Linked DNA regions of Homo sapiens: region 2 is linked to region 1. A link is a contact called in ENCODE Hi-C or POLR2A ChIA-PET data. All regions are on one chromosome and are shown on one strand. The core of a region is the stretch at or near the end of the contact, and the rest is flanking DNA. Distances in the headings are between cores, read along the strand shown. Region 1 has its middle 110 kb from the start of GNL3L. Region 2 overlaps ITIH6 (inter-alpha-trypsin inhibitor heavy chain family member 6).

Region 1 (7,036 bases), core at 1,898-4,397:
TGCTTAGGATGATGACCTCAAGCTGCATTCATATTGCTGCAAAAGACATGATTTCATTCTTTTTTATGGCTGCACAGTATTCCACAGTATATATGTATCACATTTTCTTTATCCAATCCACTGTTGATGGGCATCTAGGTTGATTCTGTATCTTTGCTATTGTGAATAGCACTGTGATGAACATACACATGCATGTGTCTTTTTAGTAGAATGGTTTATTTTCCTTTGGGTATATGAGACTTCCAGTAATGGGATTGCTCAGTCAAATGGTAGCTCTGTTTTAAGTTCTTTGAGAAATCACACTGCTTTCCACAGTGGCTGAACTAATTTACATTTCCACCATAAGTGTATAAGTGTTCCCTTTTCTCTGCAACCTCACTGGCATCTGTTATTGCCTTTTTCTTTATTCAGCATTTGCTTGGTTGCTATAAACTTTTCATTGTTTTCCAGAGTTTTGAGAAAGTTGGTTCTGTCAGTTTCTGCTTGATTATCAGTTTCTGTAGGGGAACAAGAGCTTGGAGCTGCCTACTTCACCATTTTGCCAATGTACTACTGCCTCCATCATTTTCTACTGCCTTATCTTCCTTCTTTATTTTTTTCATTGTACATATTATGACCCCGAAATTAAATTCCAAATGTATTTCTTGACTTGGTAATTGTCTGTTTCTCTCAGTAGAATGTTGGCTCCAGGAGTACAGGGACTGCATCTGTCTTATTTACCCTTGTGTACCGCTAGAAGTGTCAGGCTGTGTGTGTGTATACACACATATATATTTTGCAGTTTGTATGTATACACACATATACACACATGTGTGCACACATGTGCATGCACACACACACACATATATATCTCACTATCTACTTTTGAATGAATGTTATGCCAGTAGTTCCCAATACTGGTCTGTCATCTTGTGCAAGGGCCTGATATAGTTTTTGCCAATCTGCAGTAAAATGAAGATAAAAAGGACACTGTAGTGTATATTTGATTTAAAGGCCTCTGCTTTATCTTATTTACTTGCTAATTTGTGCAAAACTGCAAAAGATATGTATAAATCAGGGAAATGTAAATACTTGGATATTTTATAATATTAGGAAATTATTCTTAAATTTTTAGATATTCTGTGGTATTATGGTTATTATTATAAAAGAGTTCTTATATTTTAAACACATGAACTCAAATATTTATGGAGAAAATGGCGTCTAGCATTTGCTTCAAAGTAATCTGGGATACGATGTGTGTTGGGGTTTGAGATGTAAGATGCTTGGCCAGGAGGTGATAATTGAGAAGCTGGGTGAGAGGTACTTGGGGGTTCATTTACTCTTCTTTCTACTTTTGCATATGTTAAAAATTTTCATATTAAAGATAAATTAAAAAGTTCGTTCCTTTAATGGGGGATTATGTGTAATTGTCTTTTCTTAAAATGATGGTGATAGAAGGCAGTAGTTTGTTTTTAGTGTCCTTCTTCCGCAATATTTTATCCATCCTTTGCAATTTTTTGAAATATTGTTTGGGCTGTGAAGTCCTAAACTCTTGGGACTGTGAACTTGTGGGACTGGATCTGATCACATGAGGCCACAAACATTTACTGACAAGATCCTGGGTGCCAGACCCTGTTCTGGACTAAAAATATACAGCGAATTAGACACAGTCCACATTCCTGAGAATTGCTGTAGAAAATGAGGTAAGAAATGTAAAATCCTTCACACAGTGCCTGATACAGTGTAAGTGCTCAATAAACATTAAGTATCATCATCACCACCCTCACTACTATCATCATCACCTTCGATATCTTTCCATGTCAGTTTATATATAGCTCATTAAATTAATTAATTAATTAATTGAGATAGTCTGGCTCTGTTGCCCAGGCTGGAGTGCAGTGGCGCAATCTCCGGCCCACTGCAACCTCCGCCTCCCGGGTTCAAGCGTTTCTCCTGCTTCAGCCTTCTGAGTAGCTGGGATTACAGGCGCCTGGCTAATTTTTGTATTTTTAGTAGAGACGGGGTTTCACCATGCTGGTCTCGAACTTCTGACCTCAGGTGATCCACCCACCTCGGCCTCTCAAAGTATTGGCATTACAGCCGTCAGCCACCATGCCCGGCCTATATATAGCCCATTTTAAACTGATAAGTTTATCAACCATCTCCTGCCCCCACTGATACTTTCAATTTTTCGTTATTGCCAACAAATCAGCACGGCTTACACTTGTTCATAAGGCTCCTTGCAGTTTTTTGTCCTCTAGATCTAAGGTTCTTAAAGTGTGGTCTTGAACCAGTTTGCCCCAGCATTACCCTGGAAGTTGTTAGAAACACAAGTTCCTAATCTCTGATAGTAGATGGGCCACAACAATCTGTGTTTTAACAAAGCCCTGTAGGTGATCCGCATACACTTCTCTAGGAGTCTTGGATGTATATATATGGAAATGGGATTGCTGAGCCAATAGGATATATACCTTTAAAATAATGTTTTTTAAAATAAAATAGAGAGGGAGGGTCTCACTGTGTTGCCCATGCTGGTCTCAAACTCATGGACTCAAGTGATCCACCCACCTTGGCCTCCCAAAGTGCTGGGATTACAGGCGTTACATTAAAAAAAATTTAATAGTCAAAGAGCTCTCCAAATCAGGCACGAACTTTTACTTATATATTAAGGTCTTACTTTGAATAGGGTTACTAAGCCTGCTGAAATAACCCCTTTTCTTCCGGTACCCACTTTCATCCGACGTGCCCCGCCCGCCCGACTCGATTGCATCAGCCTCCTGTCAGCCCCGCCCCAGTGTACTTGCACTCGCAAGCGCAGCTGGGTTATCTTGGGACTAGACGCTCACGGGGCGGGGCTTCGATTCTCACTCTTGGAGCGGGGAGGCCAAAAGAGTCGGAAAGGGGCGTTATCTCTTTCGGAAGTGAGTGGGACAATGGCGAGCAAGCGGTCGTGAGCCTTGAGCTTTGCAGCTTTTCTTGGCTCCCATTTCCTCCTAAAGCCACGAGTTTACCAGCGTCTCTTACAAGTAGTGTGTCGCCACTTTAAAAAAAACATCAGGAAAGGAAAAGGGAGAACCCCGGAGCCCGAAGCTACGCCCGCCTGCGGCAGGGGTGCGCCAATTGTCCAGTGGTGAGGGCGCATGCGAACCATTGACAATGACGTAATCTTGCAGCTCACAGCCGGAGTGAGGCTTTCGGGGAGGGAGGAGCTCCGGTGAGAGTAACAGGGTCGGATTTGTCTGGGCCAGGCCCAGGCTGAGACGCCTACTAGGGGATGGAGGGCCCCAGAAGGAGGGAGAGGGAGGAGTCTTGGACTCTCTCGGAGAACGAGGCTGGGGCTGGCCACCGAGAGTGGAAGCCGCTGTCCAGAGGTTAGAGCCACCCAAGAGCTGGTAGTCGAGTGGCCGCCAGGGGGTGACCGTGCCTGCGTACGTCCACAAGTGGGCCCATAAAGACTGGCCCATATATTTTTGAAACTGTTTATTTTTGTATCTGTTTCCTCTTCTGCCCTGACATCCCAGAGAAAGAGTTGTGGGTGATTGACCTTTGAATCACCAGCACCTCGGGGAGGGCCTGGTACAAAGAAGACACATTTTTAAGGCGGTTGATTGACGGAAGGAAAAGACTGAAAAAACGAAAACAACAAGCCAAAAACCCCAAACCCAGAGATACCCATACATGACATAAAGTTAAGGCCTTTTTAAAAAGTAATAATAGAGGAGAAATTTTAAATGTCCATCAGCAGAGCTTGAGGCCATGCAGTTTTTAGGTTGTTGCAGTCAGAGTGTACACACAACCCTGCATCCTTAGTTATGGCATAATAATTTTTCTCTGTTGCTATAGAATCTCCACAGCCGTCATCTCTCAGCAATGGTTGTAGAATGTTCCATTAGACAGCTGTGCCACAATTCACTTAACCCTTCTCTTGTTGGATATTAAAACTACTTTCTAGTGTTTGACCACCAAAATATATCTCTGCAAGGAATAATTTTGTGCTTAGAGCTTTTCCTGTAGGAGTAGGGGTGGGTGGATATCGATTTAGGAGCAGAATTACCAGGAAAATGTCATAAACATGTTTTAGGCTCTTGTCGACCCGCTTTCCTGAAAGGGATCATACCCGTTGACATCAGAAGCCAAGTCCGAAATCAAACCTGGTGGACTCCGGGTCTTGTCTGTCTCCAGGCTGGTTTTAATTTCCGTATCCTGCAGCAATGCAGAAGTTTATTATTAGTTCTGACCTTTGGGGCAAGGCAAACACACACCAAAGGTTCGGGGACAACTTTAGCAACTGCAACAGCTGACATTGTGAGCGGGTGCAGCTCAGGTTTCAAGCTTGAGCAACTGGGTTGGATGAACTTGCCTCACTGAGACAGGGAATCTGAGAAGAGGAACAGGTTTGGGAGGGAGCAGATGAGATCAGTTTTAAATACATTTAGTTCGAGGTGCCTTTGGGACATCTAAAGGGAGGTATCCAGGAGACAGGCATACATACGGATAAACAACAGTTTTTGCCCTTCTCTGAACTCCCAGAGCTCCCTATCTGTGGATTTCTCATGGCTCAGTTTGCCTTTTACCTTTTACTATCCTCAGAGCTCCTTGAGGCCAGGATAAGGGCCTCATTCATTTGTGTATCCTTCCTCCCAGTGCCCAGTACAGTGCTTTATACCTAGAAGGCCATAAAAGTCTGTCCTGTATAATGAAATTTCATTGATTTCTTAATTGGATGATTCCTGCAGTAGGGGTCCTGATCTGGGTGAAAAAGTTTGGGAACCTTAAGAGTTCTGGGAAGGCTTCCTGTAAGAGGTGGCATAATGTTACCGTGAATAATTATGACTATTTGTTGAACACCTGCCATGTTCCAGTCACTCTGCTGCACACATGCATCAGAGATGCCACCACTATCTTTGATGGCCACTGGCCATCTTTACATCCCCTTCTGGGAGCACTGGCTCTACTTACAGCTCCTACCAAATGATCAAGCAAGGACTAACTATGTATTACATCCACCCTTCCTTTAGGATACAGCACCTGATCCAAGGCCAGCCCACAACCTGTGAGTTGTATGGCCCAGCTTTAGAAGATGAGGTGGGCCAATCAGATTGCTCTCTTGGGAATGTGAAATAAGAGATCCAGAGGAGAGTTGCCAGTTAGTTGTGGGGAGCTGAGCTGACAGGTCCAGTAGACCAGGATGCTGGGTAGGTGGGTGCAGCATTATGAATCAGGTCAAGTGCCTGTTAAAATCCTGGGGGAGCAGTTCAAGGTGGTTGGCTGAATGAGGAAGCTGGGGCAGATGTACAGAGAGAAGCAGACATGTAGTGCAGATGAATTACATTAATGGTAAAGCTCCAGAGCAGAGGGTCCATGCCTCATCCAGAAATTTCCTGCAGCTCCAGGCTTAATAAGCTTTATCTGTACTTCACTTCCTGCCCTTGGATTTCTGATTCGTGATCTAGCTTCACTGGGTTTCTGTTCCTTGCATCCAAAAGAGTCTTAACAAAAACAGCCTTTTAAATAGGTTTAATTTAATTTGCACTTCGGCCCTCTGAGGTGAGTGTACTTTTCCTCATTTTACAAGTGAAGAAACTGAGGCTTAGTGAGATTAACTTGACTAAGGTGACACAGCCAGTGATGGAGCTGGTCTGTCAGATTCTCTTAATCTTTTTTTTAAAAGCATTAATATGTTATTTTTATTTTTAAAAATGACCACAAGCTTGTCATATAAAAACAAAAGCAATCAATACAGACATAATCTGATCTGAACATCAATCAGCTCCTTCGACTCTTCCTTTCATTTATTTCCTTTCAATGTAAAGGAATGTAGCTCCAGCTACATTGGCCTCTGTTTCCAGAACACGCCAAGGTTGTTCTCACCTTTGGTCCTTTATACTGAGTGTTCCTTCTCTTTATTTAAAAAAAAATTTTTTTTCCTTCGCCAGCTTTAAACAGAGAGTCCCTTCTCTTTGTAATGCTTTTCCCCTTGCTTTTCCAGTGGCTGGCTCCTTCTTGTCATTGTCTTCACTCAATTGTCACTTCTTCAGAGAGGACTTTGCCAAACCACGCAGTATGAAATAGCCCACACAACTCTTGGCCCCACTGCTTTCTGTCATATAAACTCCTTTTTATTCCCTGCATAGCCCTTGTCACTGTTTGAAATTGCGTTGCTCATTTATGTAATTGTTTATTGTCTGCCTCCTCTTCAGAAATGAGAACAGAAGCCTTATCTGTATCCTGAGGATCTAAAACTGCTGGTATGTAAGTTCAATCAATATTTGTAGAATAAATGAATGTATAAACTAAAAACAAAGTTCTCATCCAATGCTTTTCTCTCCTAATACCAATCTCCAGAGACAGTAACTGTTAACAGTTTTGTCTACATCTTCCCATTTTCCATGCATATACAAACAAGCATGTATCTTTCTGCATAAAGATAAATATGAATATATGCTTTTGTTTACACCAATGAAAGTTCTATAATTGCCTTTTTCATATAACACTTAACATCTTCCTGTACCAATACATATACATCTACCTTATTAAAAACAAGACAAAACAAATTCATATTATTACAATGTATGGAGTTACCAGAATTTATTTAATTGGATGTCTTTTAGTGGTTATTTTTTTCTAATTTTTTGTTTTTATGTGTTGTAATATTGAAATAAATATTCTTATTATATATGTATTTGCACAAATGTCTCCCACACCCATTTGTTGTCTTTTGTCTTTGCTTGTGGTATATGCAAAGATAAACTTTGTTTAAACTTATATGGTTAGGTTTACCAATCATTCCCTTTATGGTTTTTGGGTTTTGTTTTCTTTTTAAATAATTTAATTTAATTTTAATTTTTATGGGTACACAATTTAATTTTTATGGGTTGTACATGCCTATGGGTTACATGTGATATTTTTATACCTGTTTATGATGTGTAATGATCCAGTCAGGGTAATTGGGATAACCATCACCTCAAACATTTATCATTTCTTTGTGTTGGGAATATTCCAAATCTACTCTTTTAGTTATTTTGAAATATACAATAAATTATTGTTAACTATAGTC
Region 2 (7,698 bases), core at 3,702-6,201, 110 kb after region 1:
GGATGGTCTCGATCTCCTGACCTCGTGATCTGCCCGCCTTGGCCTCCCAAAGTGCTGGGATTATAGGCGTGAGCCACCACGCCTGGCCGGACTTCTCTTTATTGGGAGACATTTTGTTTGATCCTATTAATAGTTACTGGTTTGTTCACGTTTGGATTTCTTCATGGTTCAATCTTGGTAGGTCGTATGTGTCTAGGACTTTGTCCATTTCTTCTAGATTTTCCAATTTATTGGCATATAGCTGCTCATAGTAGCCACTAATGATCCTTTGAATTTCTGCAGTATCATTTTGTAATGTCTCTTTTTTCTCCTCTTATTTTATTTATTTGGATCACCTCTCTTTTTTCTTAGTCTGGCTAAAGGTTTGTTAATTTTGTTGAACTTTTCAAAAAAAACTTTTTGTTTAATTGATCTTTTGTATTGTTTTCTTCATTTCAATTTCCTTTATTTCTTCTCTGATCTTCATTATTTCTTTTCTTTTGCTAATTTTGGGTTTGGTTTGCTCTTGCTTTTCTAGTTCCTTCAGATGTATCATTAGGTTGTTTAAGCTTTTCTTCATCTTTAATGTGGGCATTTATACTATAAAGTTCCCTCTGAGTACTGCTTTTGCTGTATCCCATAAGTTTTGGGATGTTGTGTTCCCATTGTCTTTTCTTTCAAGAAAATTTTTAATTTCCTTCTTAATTTCTTCATTGACCTATTGGTCATTCAGGAGCATATTGTTTAATTTCCATGTATTTCTATAGTTGCCAAAATTTCTCTTATTGATTTAGAAATGAATAGTTTTACTTCATTGTGGTCAAATAAGAACCTTGATGTTATTTCAGTTTTTTGAATGTTTTAAGACTTGTTTTGTGACCTAACATATGGTCTTTCCTTGAAAATGATCCAAGTGCTAAGGAAAATAATGTGTACTCTGCAGCCATTGGATGAAATATTCTGTAAATATGTATCAGGTCCACTTAGTCTATAGTGCAAATTAAGTCTGAGTTTGTTAATTTTCTGTCTGGAAGATCTGTCCAATATTAAAAGTGGGATGTTGAAGTCTCCACTTATTATTCTATTGGGGTCTATCTCTCTCTTTGCTTGTAATAATATTTACTTTATATATCTGGGTATTCCATTGTTGGGTGCGTATATATTTAAAATTGTCATATCCTCTTGCTTATTGACCCTTTTATCATTATATAGTCTCTTCTTATAGTTTTTGCCTTGGAATCTATTTTCTTCTGATACAAGTACAACTACTCCTACTCTTTTTTGGTTTCCATTGTCACGGAATATCTTTTTCCATCCCTTTATTTGCAGTCTATGTGTGTCTTAATAGGTGAAGCGTGTTTCTTGTAGGCACCAGATCAATGGATCTTGTTTTTTTTTTTTAATCTATTCAGCCACTCTATGTCTTTTGATTGGAACATTTAGCCCATTTGCATTCAACGTTATTATTGATAAGTAAAGACTTACTCCTGGCATTTTGTTATTGGTTTTCCTATTTTTTTGTGGTCTGCTTTTCCTTCTTTTTTCCATTCTGTCTTTCTTTTAGCAAAGGTGATTTTCTTTGGTGATATGATTTAGTTTCTTATTTTCTTGTTTTTTGTGTATCTGTCATGCGTTTTTTGCTTTGAGGTTACCATGAAGCTTGTAAATACTATCTTATAACCCTGGGTTTTTTTTTGTGTGTGTGGTCTTCTCTTCTTTCTCCTTCCTGTCTTCCTTTTAGTGAAGATGATTTTCTATAATGATATGATTTTGCCAGGTGCAGTGGCTCATGCCTGTAATCCCAGCACTTTGGGAGGCCGAAGTGAGTGGATCATGAGGTCAGGAGATTGAGACCATCCTGGTTAACACAGTGAAACCCCATCTGTACTAAAAATACAAAAATTTATCCAAGTGTGGTGGCGAGTGCCTGTGGTCCCAGCTACTTGGGAGGCTGAGGCAGGGGAATGGCATCAACCCAGGAGGCAGAGCTTGCAGCTAGCTGAGATCGCACCACTGAACTCCAGCCTGGGTGACAGAGCGAGACTCAGTATCAAAAAAAAAAAAAAAAAAAAGATATGATTTAGTCTCTTGCTTTTTTATTTTTTGTGTGTCTGTTGCATGTTTTTCAGTTTGAGTTTACCATGAGGCTTTCAAATACTTTCTTATAATCCATTATTTTAAGCTGATAACAACCCTGTTTGCACAAACAGACATAAAGAAAATTATTAAAGACTTTATGCCTTAACTTCATCTCCTCATTTTCTAATTTTTTGTTGTTACTATTTAGGTCTTATCGTACTATGTCTTGGAAAGTTGTTGTAGTTAGTAGTTTTGATTGGCTCATCATTTAGTCTTTCTACTTAGGATAAGAGTAGTTTACACACCACAGTTACAGTGTTATATTCTGTGTTTTTCTGTGTATCTTCAGGTGATTATTTATTGCTCAGTCATATCCTTGTCTTTCTGATTGAAGTACTCCCTTTAGCACTTCTTATAGGATGAGTCTGTTATTGATGAAATCCTTCAGCTTTTGTTTGTCTGGGAAAGTCTTTATTTCTCCTACATGTTTGAAGGGCATTTTCATGAGATTTACTTTTCTAGGGTAAAAGTATTTTTCCTTTCGCATTTTAATATGCCATGCCACTCTCTCTTGGCCTTTATGATTTCCACTGAAAAGTCTGTTGTCAGACACATGGGAGATTCATCGTCTGTTATTTGTTTCACTGCTTTTAGGATGCTTTCTTTAACCTTGACCTTTGGGAGTTTGATTATTAAATACCTTGAGGTAGTCTTCTTTGGGTGAAATCTGCTTGGTGTTCTATAATCTTTTTGTGCTTGAATATTGATATCTTTCTCTAAGTTTGGGAAGTTCTCTGTTATTATCCCTTTGAATAAACTTTCTACCCCTATCTCTTTCTCTACCTCCTCTTTAAGGCTAATAACTCTTAGATTTGCTCTATTGAAGCTATTTTCTAGATCCTGCAGGCATGCTTCATTGTTTTTTATTCTTTTTTCTTTTGTCTCTGACTGTGAATTTTCAAATAGCTTGTCTTGAAGCTCATTAATTCTGTCTTCTGCTTGATCATTTCTGCTATTAAAAGACTCCAATGCATTCTTCAGTATATCAATCGCATTTTTCAACCCCAGAATTTGTTTCATTCTTTTAAATTATTTCAATCTCTTCGAATTCTGAATTCCTTCTCTGCATTAGCTTGAATTTCTTTGAGTTTCCTTAACACAGCTATTTTGAATTATCTTTGATATCACATTTCTTTAATATGTGAAAGGTCACATATCTCTATTTCTCCAGGATTGGTCCCTGGTGCCTTATTTAGTTCATTTGGTGAGGTCATGCTTTTCTCGATGGTCTTGAGACTTGTGGATGTTCGCCTGTGTTTGGGCATTGAAGAGTTAGGTATTTAGTCTAGTCTTCACAGTCTGGGCCTGTTTGTACCCATCCTTCTTGGGAAGGCTTTCCAGATATTAGAAAAGACTTAGGTGTTGTGATCTAAGCTGTATCTGCATTAGGGGCAACCAAAGCCCAGTAATGCTGTGGTTCTTGCAGACTTGTAGAGGTATTGTCTTGATGGTCTTGGACAAGATCTGGAAGAATACTTTGGATTTCCAGGCAGAGACTCTTTTTTCTCTTCTCTCTCTTTCTCCCAAACAAGTCTTTCTGTTATGAGCCACCTGGAGTTCTGGGTGGAGTGAAACAAGCACCTCTGTGGCCGCCACTATTAAAACTGCACTGTGTCAGACTTGAAGTCAGCACAGCACTGGGCCTCACCCAAGTCTTGGCATAACCACTCTTTGGCTACCACCTATGTTTGCTCAAGGCCCTGGGGCTTTATAATCAGCAGGTGGCAAAGTCAGTCAGGCTTATGTCCTTCCCTTCAGGGCAGTGAGTTCCCTCAGGCCCCGAATAGGTCCAGAGATGCCACCCAGGTACCAGGTACTGGAGTCAAAAACCTTAGAAATCTACCTGATGTTCTATTGTACTGTGGCTGAGATGAAACTCAATCCACAAGACACAGTCCTTCCCAATCTTCCCTCACTTTTCTAAAGGCAGAGGAGCCTCACCCCATGCCCACTGCCACCACAGACTCACAGGGAGTACTGCCAGGCTACCACTGATGTTCCCTTAAGAATCAAGGGCTCTTCAATCAGCGTGTGTTAGATGTTGCCTGGCCTGGGACTCACCATTTAGGGCAGTGGGCTCCCCTCTGGCCTAAGGCAGGTCCAGAAATGCCATCCAAGATCCAATACCTGGAATTGGTAACCCTAAGAGCCCTCTTCATGCTCTACCCTGCAAGTTTGAGCTGGTACCTAAGGTGCAAGACAAAGTCCCCTTTACTTTTCCTTCCACTTTAGTGGAAGGAGTGAGTCTTGCCCCATAGCCATTACAGCTGGGAATGTGTTAAGTCTCATCTGAAGCCAGCAAGTCTGAGAGTCTCACCCAAGGCTCTTGACGTAGTACCTGGGTATCACTGTTAGTTATTCAGGGACCAAGGGCTCTTCAGTTAGCAGGCAAGGAATCCTGCCACAACTGGGTCCTTCCCTTCAATGCAGCAGGTTCCCTTCTGGCCCAGGGTGTGTCTAGAAATGTTGTCTGGGAACTGGGGCCTAGAAAGGGTGCCTCACAACTCTGACCAGTACCCTGTCCCATTGTAGCTTAGGTGGTATCCAAGATGCAAGACAAAGTCCTCCCCACTCTTCCCTCTTCTCTCCTCAAGTGGAAGGAAGAAGTCTCTTTCGGAGCTGCCAGCTATGCAGCCTGGGGTTAGGGGAGGTGTTGTGCCAGTACTCCCTTTGCCTCCCTGCCTAATGTCTCTGTCGGTTGAGTGGCCTCCCCTCCCCAGTCCACTGTTTCAGTGCCCAGTTTAGCACTAGGACTTGCTTAGGAGTTGCAGTCCTTGTGTCCTAGACTGCCTTTCATGTTTATTTGGGGCCCCAAAACACTTTGGCCCAAGGTGGTGTGGCTTGTGGGAACTCAAATTTCAACTGCTGGGATGGGCAATTGCCCTCTGGCTAGGGCTAATTTAAATGTTCCCTCTGTGTGCAGGCGTCAGCTGAGTTCGTTATTTTGCTTTCTGCTATGACAGGGCAGCACTGAGTTCAATGCCTCACTTCAATTGCTGTGCTTTCCCTCTTCCAAGTAGTCAGATTCTCTCTCCACACCCCTCAGCCACTGCTAGGGGATGGGGAGGTGGTGTCAGTGAGTCAAGACTGTTTTTCCTACCTCTTCAGTGCCTCTTTCAGTGATATGAAGTTAAAACCAGGTACTGTGAGTGCTCACCTGATTTTTTGTTCTTAAGAAGTTGCTTTTTTTGTGTAGATAGTTGTTTAATTGGTGTCCTTGAGGGGAAGGCAGGGGATGATAGGTGGAGCCTTCTATTCCGCCATCTTACACTGCCTCCCTCTGTATTCTTCTGTCTGGGTGTCTCTGAGGCTCTGTGTTCCAGGGTCTGCATGTTCATAAATCTGCATATGCCTCTTTCCATATGCCCTGTGTTAGTGAGTCCCCGAGTCTGTGCATTTCTGGAACTTTACTTTCCATGTTTGTGTCTCTGTGTTTCTGTATTTATCCTCTTCTCCATCTATTTTCCCCAGCTTTTGTCGATATCTCTGTATTATTGTTTCTTTATGTTACTGTGGTTGTGTTTTAAGTTGTTCTGTGATTCAGTCCCTCTCTTTTTCAGTTCCTGTGTCTTTTTCTCTGGGTTCCCATGACTGTTGACATTTCTGTGAGTCTGTTTGTCAGGGTGTCTTTCCGCATCTGTTTCTCTTTCTGTGTCACTCTGCCCCTGGTTTTGTTTTGGTCTGGCTCACCTCCTCTGTGTTCCTGCCTCTCTGTTTGCGTCTGGTGTCTGGTTCCATATCTTTTTATCTTTAAGCCACTATCTCTGTGTACCTGGGTCTGATTCCCTGTTCCCATGCCTTCTGTTGTGGCCTTGGTTGTCTGTCTGTGTGTAACTTTTTCTGGTGTTGCCAGGTGCATGTTGGTTCGGTGTCTTTGCACCCTTGCTTCTCTGGATATACTTCTTTGTCACATGTTTATGCCCATTTGCTTATATTCTGTCTGTCTGATCTATGTGTTTAGGTTTCCTTGTTCCTGTTTCTATCTTACCAGACATGTCCCTGTGTTTCTGTCTCTGTGTCTAGCCTGTGTCCATATGACTGTGTTTGTGGGTTCACATCCCTATGTCTACTTGTTCTGGGTTCTCTGTCTCTGAATTCCCAATGTGCCTCTCACTGTGTCACCATGTCCCCATTTTACCTGGGTCTGCATCTTGCCTCTCCTTATGTCTCTGGCCTGAACCTTATCTCTTTTCTTGTAACTGTTCAAGTATCCGAGTCTCCATGTCTTTATCTGTGGATCTGTGAACATATGAGTCTGTGCTCCTGTCTCACTCTTAGTGTATTCCTTTGCCTATATCCCTATCTTTGTCACCAAGCCTCAGTCTGTGTAACATCTCTGTTTCTACATCTTTATATGTCTCTGGCCCTGTGTTTCTCTGTTCTTCTCCTATTCTCTGCCTCATGTCTGCAAATCAGCATGTCTGTGTATCTCTGAGTTTCTACCCCTCTGACCTTGGTGTCTTGGACTGTGGTCCTGGTCAGTGTCTCCTTGGTTACCTATGTCCCCATGTCTCTGTGTGTCTTAATACCTCTGCTCCTGTGTCTGAATCTCTATGTTTATCTATCTCTTAGTTTGTATATAGTTATGTATCAGTGTCTTTACATTACTCATTATGTGTCTGTACCTAAGTGACCTTTTTTACTCTTTGCCTCTTTGTGACAGGGACAGTAACTGAAAACCACGAAGACACAGAGGTGCAGCCAGAGAGCATCTGTTCCTTTTTCTCTGAGTTTATGTCCCTGATTCTGCCACTCTGGCTCCCTGTCCCCATCTTTTTATGTCTCTATACCCCTATGTCCATGTTTGTTTTGTGATTCCTGTGTTTCCATAAATGTCTGTCCCTCTATCCATCCATATCTGTGCCCTTGTCACTGTTTTTCCGGGTGTGATCCTGTGTCTTTGGTTGTGAGTATGTATATATGTGTGTCTATTGCTATGTTATGGGATCCTTTTTTGTTAATTAATTAATTCATTCTTTTAACAAATATTTACTAAGCACCTATTATGTGAGAGGCACTGGGGATACATAGATGATTCAGAAAAGGTCCTTGCCCTCAAAGATCTCACAGTCTAAGTCAGGGATCCAGACAAGTAAACAGATGATTACTACACAGTATAAATACTGTGAGCGTGGAGGGTTGGGGGTGGGCTATAGGAACCCAGAGGACAGGACCAAACTCAATCTAGGGCAGGCATCAGGAAAGGCCTCCTAGAAGAGGTAACAACTAGGATTTGAAGGATGAATTATACTCACCTACAGGAACAAAGGAAGAGTGTTTCATGCAGAAGGAAAAGCACATGCAATGGTCCAGTGGTAGGAGTGAGCATGGTTTGTTAGGGAAACTCTGAGAGCCTTGAATATGCCATAGGAGTTAGGGAAAGCTGTGAGCAGAACTACTGATCATTTTTTCGTTTTACAAAAGTGGCTTGTAGGGCTGGTGAGGAGCATGGATTTGGAGAGGGTGAGACTGGAGATGTGAAGGACCATGAAGATGCAGGAGTCCCTGACTCTATGTCTCTGCATGTCTATGTGTTTGTATACCCTTGTATATGTGTTCCTTAGAACATGCGTGAGTCTG

What was found. A loop is a pair of places that touch in the nucleus more often than their neighbours do. ChIA-PET counts read pairs that join two places held with the same protein, here RNA polymerase II (POLR2A). Pooled maps may share reads with other maps.
Region 2: a map of gastrocnemius medialis shows a loop between it and region 1 (12-fold over the local background). The contact joins two enhancer-like sites. A Hi-C loop is called at or near these places in 2 of 168 maps with a recorded cell type or tissue (gastrocnemius medialis and psoas muscle) and 5 of 50 pooled maps. POLR2A ChIA-PET finds 5 or more read pairs at or near these places in 3 of 52 experiments (HEK293T and WTC11).

What each region holds. Positions count from the first base shown.
Region 1 is chrX:54,636,649-54,643,684 of GRCh38, forward strand. It overlaps a transcript of GNL3L not described here. Among named protein-coding and RNA genes, the nearest start is that of GNL3L, 110 kb to the left of the region's middle. RefSeq lists enhancers at 2,535-3,060, 2,627-2,756, 3,047-3,296. Within about 2 kb of position 3,148, at least 40 of the 41 ENCODE cell types and tissues checked have a DNase peak (open chromatin) inside an H3K27ac peak, as active enhancers do; they include gastrocnemius medialis and psoas muscle, where a contact is called at or near this core.
Region 2 is chrX:54,742,085-54,749,782 of GRCh38, forward strand. ITIH6 (inter-alpha-trypsin inhibitor heavy chain family member 6) reads right to left here. Exons shown (of 13, transcript NM_198510.3): 13 at 6,834-7,698. Among named protein-coding and RNA genes, the nearest start is that of ITIH6, 52 kb to the right of the region's middle. Within about 2 kb of position 4,952, at least 2 of the 41 ENCODE cell types and tissues checked have a DNase peak (open chromatin) inside an H3K27ac peak, as active enhancers do; they include gastrocnemius medialis and psoas muscle, where a contact is called at or near this core.